3 separate regions of the Homo sapiens genome follow, and regions 1 and 2 are each linked to region 3. The links are chromatin loops, found by intact Hi-C in ENCODE. Cell type or tissue: mammary epithelial cell. All regions are shown on one strand. Region 1 overlaps MAP3K20 (mitogen-activated protein kinase kinase kinase 20). Region 2 overlaps MAP3K20 (mitogen-activated protein kinase kinase kinase 20). Region 3 overlaps RAPGEF4 (Rap guanine nucleotide exchange factor 4).

Region 1 (2,500 bases), 130 kb after region 3:
ACTAGGCAAGTAAGCTTGAGAAAATCAAATCAAAGACCCAATTTTCTCAACACTTAAATACAATACAATATCTCATTTTTGAGAGTCAAGTAAGATAAATGCTTTGGAAATGTCAAAGTGCTATATTTAGGTAAAAACATAAGTAAACAAGGACAGTCGAATATAATAACTACATGAGGCTAATTAAAACAAGCAAAATATGTAAATGGAATCCATTGATGGAAGACATAGGAATTTACTCATAAGCTTGACTTGCTTCTGAATGATCATTGATTATAAAGGAAGGAGAAAGATGTCAGAGAAAGGACTTAGCATTGGTGGAGCAACCTGGCATTTGCTGGGCACTGGAGTAGGATTACTGTCTGCCTTTTACAGATGAGAAAACTGAGTCTCAGGTTAAATAACTTCCTCAAAGTCACCTCACTGGTAAGTGGCAGAGCCAACGTTGTAATGAAGCCTATGTGACTCCAGAGGCTGTCCTAATACAACATGGTTAATTACCTCCAATCCATTTGTCACATATTTATTGAGCACCTACTCTGTGTGCTGTTAATAATACATTAATTTTTTCACAAAAATGGATAGAAATGTAAAGCATGAAGGGATCTGAATGACAATTTTGTGCAATCAAGTCATTTTGTAGGAAGGAAAAAAGGCCCAGAGTGACCAGGTCGCTTTAGGGCCATCCATTTTGGAACAGAATTAAATTTTTACTCACCTAGTCCAATGTTTGATTAAGTTATATTGCTATTCAATTTCGTAGATGCCTAATCCTTCATTAGTTCCAATTTGAAGCCTTGTTTGGGGATTTTCTTTGGGGATAATTTCCGTATGATTGCTTCGACCAAGTTGCATAAGTTGTTTGACAGAAAGCCGACTGAATTCTTGTCTGTGTTTTTGTCACCCAAACTGAGTACGGGTTGTTTCAATGTATTTTACTCTTTCTTTCTTTCCTTTCCTTCCTTTCCTTTTCTTTTCTTTCCTTCCTTCCTTCTTTTTTTTTTTTCCTGGATCTTTGTTGCCCAGGCTGGAGTGCAGTGGCACGGTCTCAGCTCACTGCAGCCTGGACCTCCTAGGTGCAAGTGATCCTCCCACCTCAGTCTCCTGAGTAGCTGGGACTACAGGCACATGCCACTACGCCTGGCTAATTTCTGCATTTTTTGTAGAGATAGGGTCTCACTATGTTGCCCAGACTGGTCTTGAACTCCTGAGCTCAAGTTATCTGCCTGCCTTGGCCTCCCAAAGTGCTGGGACTGCAGAGGTGAGCCACCACACCTGGCCTTACTTTTTCATGTTATCAGTGACATTCTGGTGTGAACACCAAGAATGTAAAATCTCTTTGCCTTTTTGTGATTTGGAAATAGCTCTTGAATCCCTGGTCTTAAATCTTCACTCTGTTTCATCCAGTTTTTGCCACCCTCCTATCCTGCCAGGTGAGTCTGCCCTTAGTTGGGTATGTACTTAACTAGAGAGCAGCTCTAGATCCCTGGAGGGAAGCCCAGGCTCCTCCCAAGTGACTGCACACAGTGAGTCGGCTGCATCACACCAGGAATACCATTGAGCAATAGGAGACTTCCCAGCACTGGTGACTCCATCTCAGTTGCTTAAGAAGAGTGGGGAAATGACTGGTGTATTTTTTTTTTCATAGCATTTGTAACTGTTTTTCTTCCAAAGAAAAGTCTTCATGATGTCAAACATCATTCAGAATATAGGATGTATTCTATTATGGGTTTGAATTCAGTTCATTTATCCTTCTTTATTGCCCTGAATACTAAAGAGCATCATTTGAAAAAGAACCTATGGAATTGTGAAGTTTGCTGCTTTTTATGTGACTGTGACTGAATGGGTCTTGTTAAGCCCAAAGTGACTCAAAGGGCATGACCTGTGTATAACTCTCTGGTGATTATATACAGGATTGAAAATCCTCCAAGCCTGCTTTTAAAGTTGTAGCACAGCAGTTTTAGACATAGAAAGGCTGGTTTTCCATCTTGTCATACAGGTAAGAATGAAGTTTTTTATTTTTATTTAAAAAAAGCCCTGGTTATGATACTCTTGGGGTAAAAATGCACTGAATTAAGCAGCATTTTGTTTTGTTTTTGACTCAGTCAAGATCCTGGGATCATGAACCTTTTATACTTTTGATAACTGAGATTGAAAACTCTCCTTCGTTTTCTTTATAATCAGAGCCTGAAACAATTAGCAGGCAAGGGAAGTTCTCCCTACATCTTTCCTGAAAGATCTAGCTGTTTTGACGTTATAGATTTGTAAATACTGTTTTAGGAGTTTCTAAATCAATAATTTCTCCTTGCGTTCACATTCTGCTGCCAAGTACAATAGTTCTGGACTCTGTAGTGATAAAGATAAGAGGTATGCTGCACTGAGGAGACCCTGGTTCTTTTGTTGTGGATATTTATGATACTGGCCCTGGCCTAGGAATGGAGCTTGTGTGCAATGTGGCCCCACTACTGAGTACCAGGGGTCCATCTGTCAGCACACAGCA
Region 2 (2,500 bases), 97 kb after region 3:
TTCTGGGTGATGCTGTGTACTGTGAAGCATGTTGAGATTTAGGAACTGAGTGGTTATGAGAGATCTTGAGGAGAATGAGCATCCCCTTATAAAGACATCTACTCCAGGTGAGGCTACTCAGCAAAAGTTTTCCAGAAAAAGAAAGCTAGTCTCTTGAGACATAAGAGGGCAAGCAACTTCCATGGTCAAGGGAACCTCAGAGTTTCTTTGGGGCTTGAAATTGTTTGTTTCATCTTGAATTCAACCAGATGTTCCCCTTTCCAGGTTTCAGGTCCCATTCTTTTTTAATCAGTACCCTAACTTTCACATGAGAGACTGTGGTTGTAAATTCAACTGATGTTGTAATTCAGCAACACACCCAGTACATTTTTTTTTTTATTTCTGGAAATAGTAGCTCTATGACTACAGGAAATAAAATATTTTTTTAGAGCTAGTGTGGAAGCTCTCTGGTTCTTAGACTTGGGCTGGGGGTTAAAAACACCTCAACTTATTTTCTTTTGGTAGATGCTTCATTGCACTCAAAAGAATTCATTGTACCCTACAATCTTTATATTCATCATTACTGCCATAGCAGTCAAGGACAGCAGCCTCTTTGACTCCCAGACCTTGTTTCTGTTGGCACTTCATTGCAGTTAATCACAGGTGATAGCTTAGTTAATTTTGATGGGACTTTATGCCATGGATTACCAGCATCCCATATCCCATTGACAAGGATTGGTGCTGTCCTCCAGTCAAAGCTCATGACCATACTAATCCCAAAGTTCTATTAATATTTTTGAGGGTCTGTAACCAGGAACCACACTTGGTACCAACTCTGTATTAGAGTTCATTTAGGAAAATTAGTATAGAGAACTGTTGCCTAGTAAAAGGTGGTTGACTACTGAATGGGGTAAAAGAGACTCTAAAGTATATGGGGATAGCAAAGGCAGAGAACAGCTACTAGCTCCAGGCCTGATGAAGTGCATCCAAGGAAGGAGCAGATTGGAAGAGGGCCTGCTCCCCGGGCTGTGACTGAGACCTCATTGGAAAGGCTGCAGCTGCAAATGGATGATGGGGCGGTGGGGGTTGGTTGGGGTTCCATGGGTGGGAGCTGGTTCACAAGAAGCCACCTACTAGGGTGCTGGTGAGGCTTGATGTAGTGCCGCAGGTTGGAATTGTTCCATGAAAAGTTCTGGGTTGCCTGTGGCCAGAGCTGGTGAGCAGGAAACTGCCCATTAGGGTGTGACATGCCAGAACTTGTTCACAGGAATCCAGCTGCTGGGGTGTCCAGGAAACTTGCTGAAGGGTGAGCTCAACTGGATCTCCTGCACTCTGCTGGCAGCCAGACTGTCAAGAGGAAGAAAAAGCAGCAACAAACAAGAAAGATGCTCCTTCCTCTGCTACGACCCTTCCATGCCTCTATTAAGAAAGCTTAAAGTTGCAACAACTGGTTGGGCATGGTGGCTCACACTTGTAATTCCAGCACTTTGGGAGTCTGAGGCAGGAGGATCACTTGATCCCAGGAGTTCCAGGCTATAGTGAGCTATGATTGCACCATTGCACTCCAGCCTGGGGGACAGTGAGACCCTGTCTCTAAAGAAAATAAAGAAAAGGAAAATAAAAATTTTACCAACTGACAAAAGAGAGATGTTTTTACAGGGTCCAGCTCAAGTACCACATAGGAGGGTAAGGTGTGGATGTGGAACTGAGAGGCAGTTAATCCACAACTTGCACATTTTATAGAGTACTAGTCATTCTGAGAAGGAATGGGTATACCATTTTGTCTTCCCTATTTTAAGGAAGATAGGTATGTTGAATCCACCATTAAATATATCCCTTATAGAATCTCTTATCTTCTAAAAGAAAGCACTTTAACTATGTAATATGTTCTTGTGTACGTATTTCAGTCTTCAGAGCATTACTGTATATCAGTGAATCCTGGACTACACCTAAAGAATGTATATTGTTTTACAGCTTTTTAGCTTGGTGAGCAGGCTCATCACAGCAAAATAAGGATCTCAGATTATCCTTAGAGCAACCTTACTTACTTGTGTTTTTCTGCTTAGCAGTCTCCACCTCACAGTTTGAAAATAGGAAGTGAAGTTAAATGTTAGATGTGTTTTTTTTTTAAATAAAACTTTACTTTATTGAATGTACTAGCATTTCTTGTCAAACACTAAAAATGTCAGTACCCTGGGGATTGGAAGGGAAGATAAATTTTATTCCTGAGAAGAGTTTTCTCAGTAGGCTTTCTTTTCTTTATTTCCTTTTATTTATTTATTTATTTCTGAGATGGAGTCTTGCTCTGTCGCCCAGGCTGGAGTGCAGTGGCGCGATCTCAGCTCACTGCAAGCTCCGCCTCCTGGGTTCATGCCATTCTCCTGCCTCAGTCTCCTGAGTAGCTGGGACTAAAGATGCCTGCCACCACGCCCGGCTAATTTTTTGTATTTTTAGTAGAGATGGGGTTTCACTGTGTTAGCCAGGATGGTCTCGATCTCCTGACCTCATGATCCACCTGCCT
Region 3 (2,500 bases):
TTTCCAGGGACCTCCCAGGCCTGAGTGTGAGAGAAGAGAACCTCTGCAGGTCACTCTTCACTGAATCTTATTTGCCGCGGTTCACATTTTTCAGTCAGTGGAATTGATGGTAATGATGATTGGTGACTTACAGACGACACTAAAGCAACTAGCGTTGCGAGCAGAGGCATCTCTCCTCAGAGTTTCCAGATATTCCTGAAAGCGTCCATCTCCAGAATCCTTTCCCCTCAGAAACTCCTGAAAGCTTTTAGTGCTAAATACTTGTCTGTGTTGAGTTTCTGATATGTTTTTGCATTATTATTCATAGACTCCCTTACCAGAACAGGAAGGCCCAACTGTTGGAACAGTGGGAACTTTTGAACTGATGAGCTCCAAAGATTTAGCATACCAGATGACAATTTATGATTGGGAACTCTTCAACTGCGTGCATGAGGTAAGATGCAGGATCAGATGTGTTAGTAGCTGAGATAGCAAGGATAAAGGCTGCTGGCATTGCTTAGTTTGTAAGTGCTAATATGTGCTACAATATGGAAACCACATGACCATTTTTTTGCATACTGAGCTTATAAATAAAGCATGCTATAAAGCCTTTGAGTATTAAAGAAAAATCTTTACAGTATGCCGTGTCTTCCTGTGTATATTAAGCCAGTAAAACCTAGTTTATATTTATATATTTAACAAACCTCATGGAAGCCCTTCAAGTCTGATTGACTTCACATTTGCTGACCAGTAAAACACTGTCTTGACAAATAGAGAAACCTGCTGGTGTTTTGATTTAAAAAAAAATAAGCAAAATTGTTTTCCTTTATTTTCTAGCTGGAGCTAATCTATCACACATTTGGAAGGCATAATTTTAAAAAGACCACAGCAAACTTGGATTTGTTCCTGAGGAGATTTAATGAAATTCAGTTTTGGGTCGTCACTGAGATCTGCCTTTGTTCTCAGCTCAGCAAGCGTGTTCAGCTATTAAAAAAATTTATTAAGATAGCAGCCCAGTAAGTATATTTAGCTTGGAAAGAGAAAAAAAAATGTTGAGCTGTGTTTTCATTTTGTTTTCTTAGACTACACCTTAAAAAGAAAAGCAGGATCTAGGAACTGCTAGAGGGCCAAACACAGGGTCTTAGGAATAACCAAACTCTTGTAATGGATCTCTCCTATATTTTGTAGCATTTAACATCAATAGATAAATTAACTTCTTTACAGCACTGATGCTGGAGTCGAAGTTGTGACCTCTCTTTGCTCTTTGCTTTCTACTCAGACGGTTTTGCCTCCTTTAGTTTAAAATTCCTTCCGTAAACCAAGTTCCCTTATACTTCGAAAGTTCAGTTGAAAAGATCTTGAAGTCAATGTCCAGCATGACACATTCTCACCAGTAGAGGGCAGTGCAGCATGCATGTACAGCAGCACATCCAGCCCAGACAGAATTAAATCGGTAAAATGCATGCGAGCTAACCTGGTACATGAAAATCATCACTACAAACATCAGAAAAAGAAGCATCTATCTTATAAATATTCTATTAAACAGCACTTCATGGGAAACAATTTTTTTACTACAGGGGCCAGTTAGAGTTCTCCCTGACATGAATTTAATCTTCTCCTGCTATTTAGATATGCCTGACAACCTCCTGTTTACTTCCATGTTTTTGGTATCACCACAGTGCTAAAAATAAAATGCTAAATGTGGCCTATGGCTGTGAGACTTCTTTCCTTTCTAAATGCAGGGAGCTCTAGCACACAGGAAGGCTGAGAGCACAAGTGACCCCAGCTAGACAATTTTCTTGACCCAAAATCAAACATGGAGTTTGATTTCCTGGGCTAAACAAAGAAGTAAAGGCTGCTTGACATTTTATAGATATCAGTTTGCCAGATGCCTGGAATTATTTGCCAACAACTTGAGGGTTCAATAGAATACCAAATCCCTTGGATTCAAAAGCTGCTATCTGTTAATATGGCAAAGCTGGCTATTTTAAGAAAGGCTTGGTAAAATGGTGCCTGTGAATTTCTGGTTCAGAGTATAGCCACTTCCCTGGTAGTCTGCACAGCCTTATGGCAAGGGACAAATGCCTTCACATATTTGGAATGAGCTGATTATGGAAACTATGACAAGATGTGCTTTCCCGTTAGAAGAAGCACACTCTCTCTCTTCACCTTAGCCTGGCAGTGCCCAATGCAACAAGAAGAGAGAGGCAATCTGCACACAAATGTGGGAAGCCAGAAAATCTTTTGGGGCCTGATCCTGTTATTTTACAGAGGCAACATGGGAGAGCCTTTCAGAACACCCAGGACTTTTTTTTATATATATATATTTTTGCTTTTCTTATCCCTCTCCCTTCTGTTTAGGTGAATGAGTAGGTGGACTTGGCCTTCAGTATAAATTAGTTTATGTTATTTAACCATTATTAAGCCCTGTGCTACATTTGCCGTCCTGTAGAGAAGCTATTTACACAGCCCAGCTGAAGAAGACTGTAGACTTTTTAAATCCGAGATCTACAAGAATGAG

Evidence for each region. Hi-C counts contacts between places; a loop is a spot of excess contacts. Peaks named below come from ENCODE experiments on the same cell type or tissue, not always from the same donor. Only the 100,000 strongest peaks of a DNase experiment are listed, where the experiment ranks them.
Region 1: it touches region 3 in a loop (6-fold over the local background); 3 of 110 quality-filtered maps call a loop at or near these places.
Region 2: it touches region 3 in a loop (10-fold over the local background); 2 of 110 quality-filtered maps call a loop at or near these places.

Annotation. Positions count from the first base shown.
Region 1 is chr2:173,158,409-173,160,908 of GRCh38, forward strand. All of the region lies in intron 2 of MAP3K20 (mitogen-activated protein kinase kinase kinase 20), which reads left to right. Among named protein-coding and RNA genes, the nearest start is that of MAP3K20, 84 kb to the left of the region's middle. In mammary epithelial cell, no CTCF peak of the experiment used is centred here; a DNase peak (open chromatin) is centred at 1,533; H3K27ac peaks cover 2,332 bases.
Region 2 is chr2:173,123,413-173,125,912 of GRCh38, forward strand. The region is part of intron 2 of MAP3K20 (mitogen-activated protein kinase kinase kinase 20); the gene reads left to right. Among named protein-coding and RNA genes, the nearest start is that of MAP3K20, 49 kb to the left of the region's middle. In mammary epithelial cell, a CTCF peak has its summit at 1,318; a DNase peak (open chromatin) is centred at 1,229; H3K27ac peaks cover 2,034 bases.
Region 3 is chr2:173,026,265-173,028,764 of GRCh38, forward strand. RAPGEF4 (Rap guanine nucleotide exchange factor 4) reads left to right here. Exons shown (of 31, transcript NM_007023.4): 24 at 308-433; 25 at 817-995. Among named protein-coding and RNA genes, the nearest start is that of MAP3K20, 48 kb to the right of the region's middle. In mammary epithelial cell, a CTCF peak has its summit at 1,376 (motif pointing right); a DNase peak (open chromatin) is centred at 1,387; H3K27ac peaks cover 648 bases.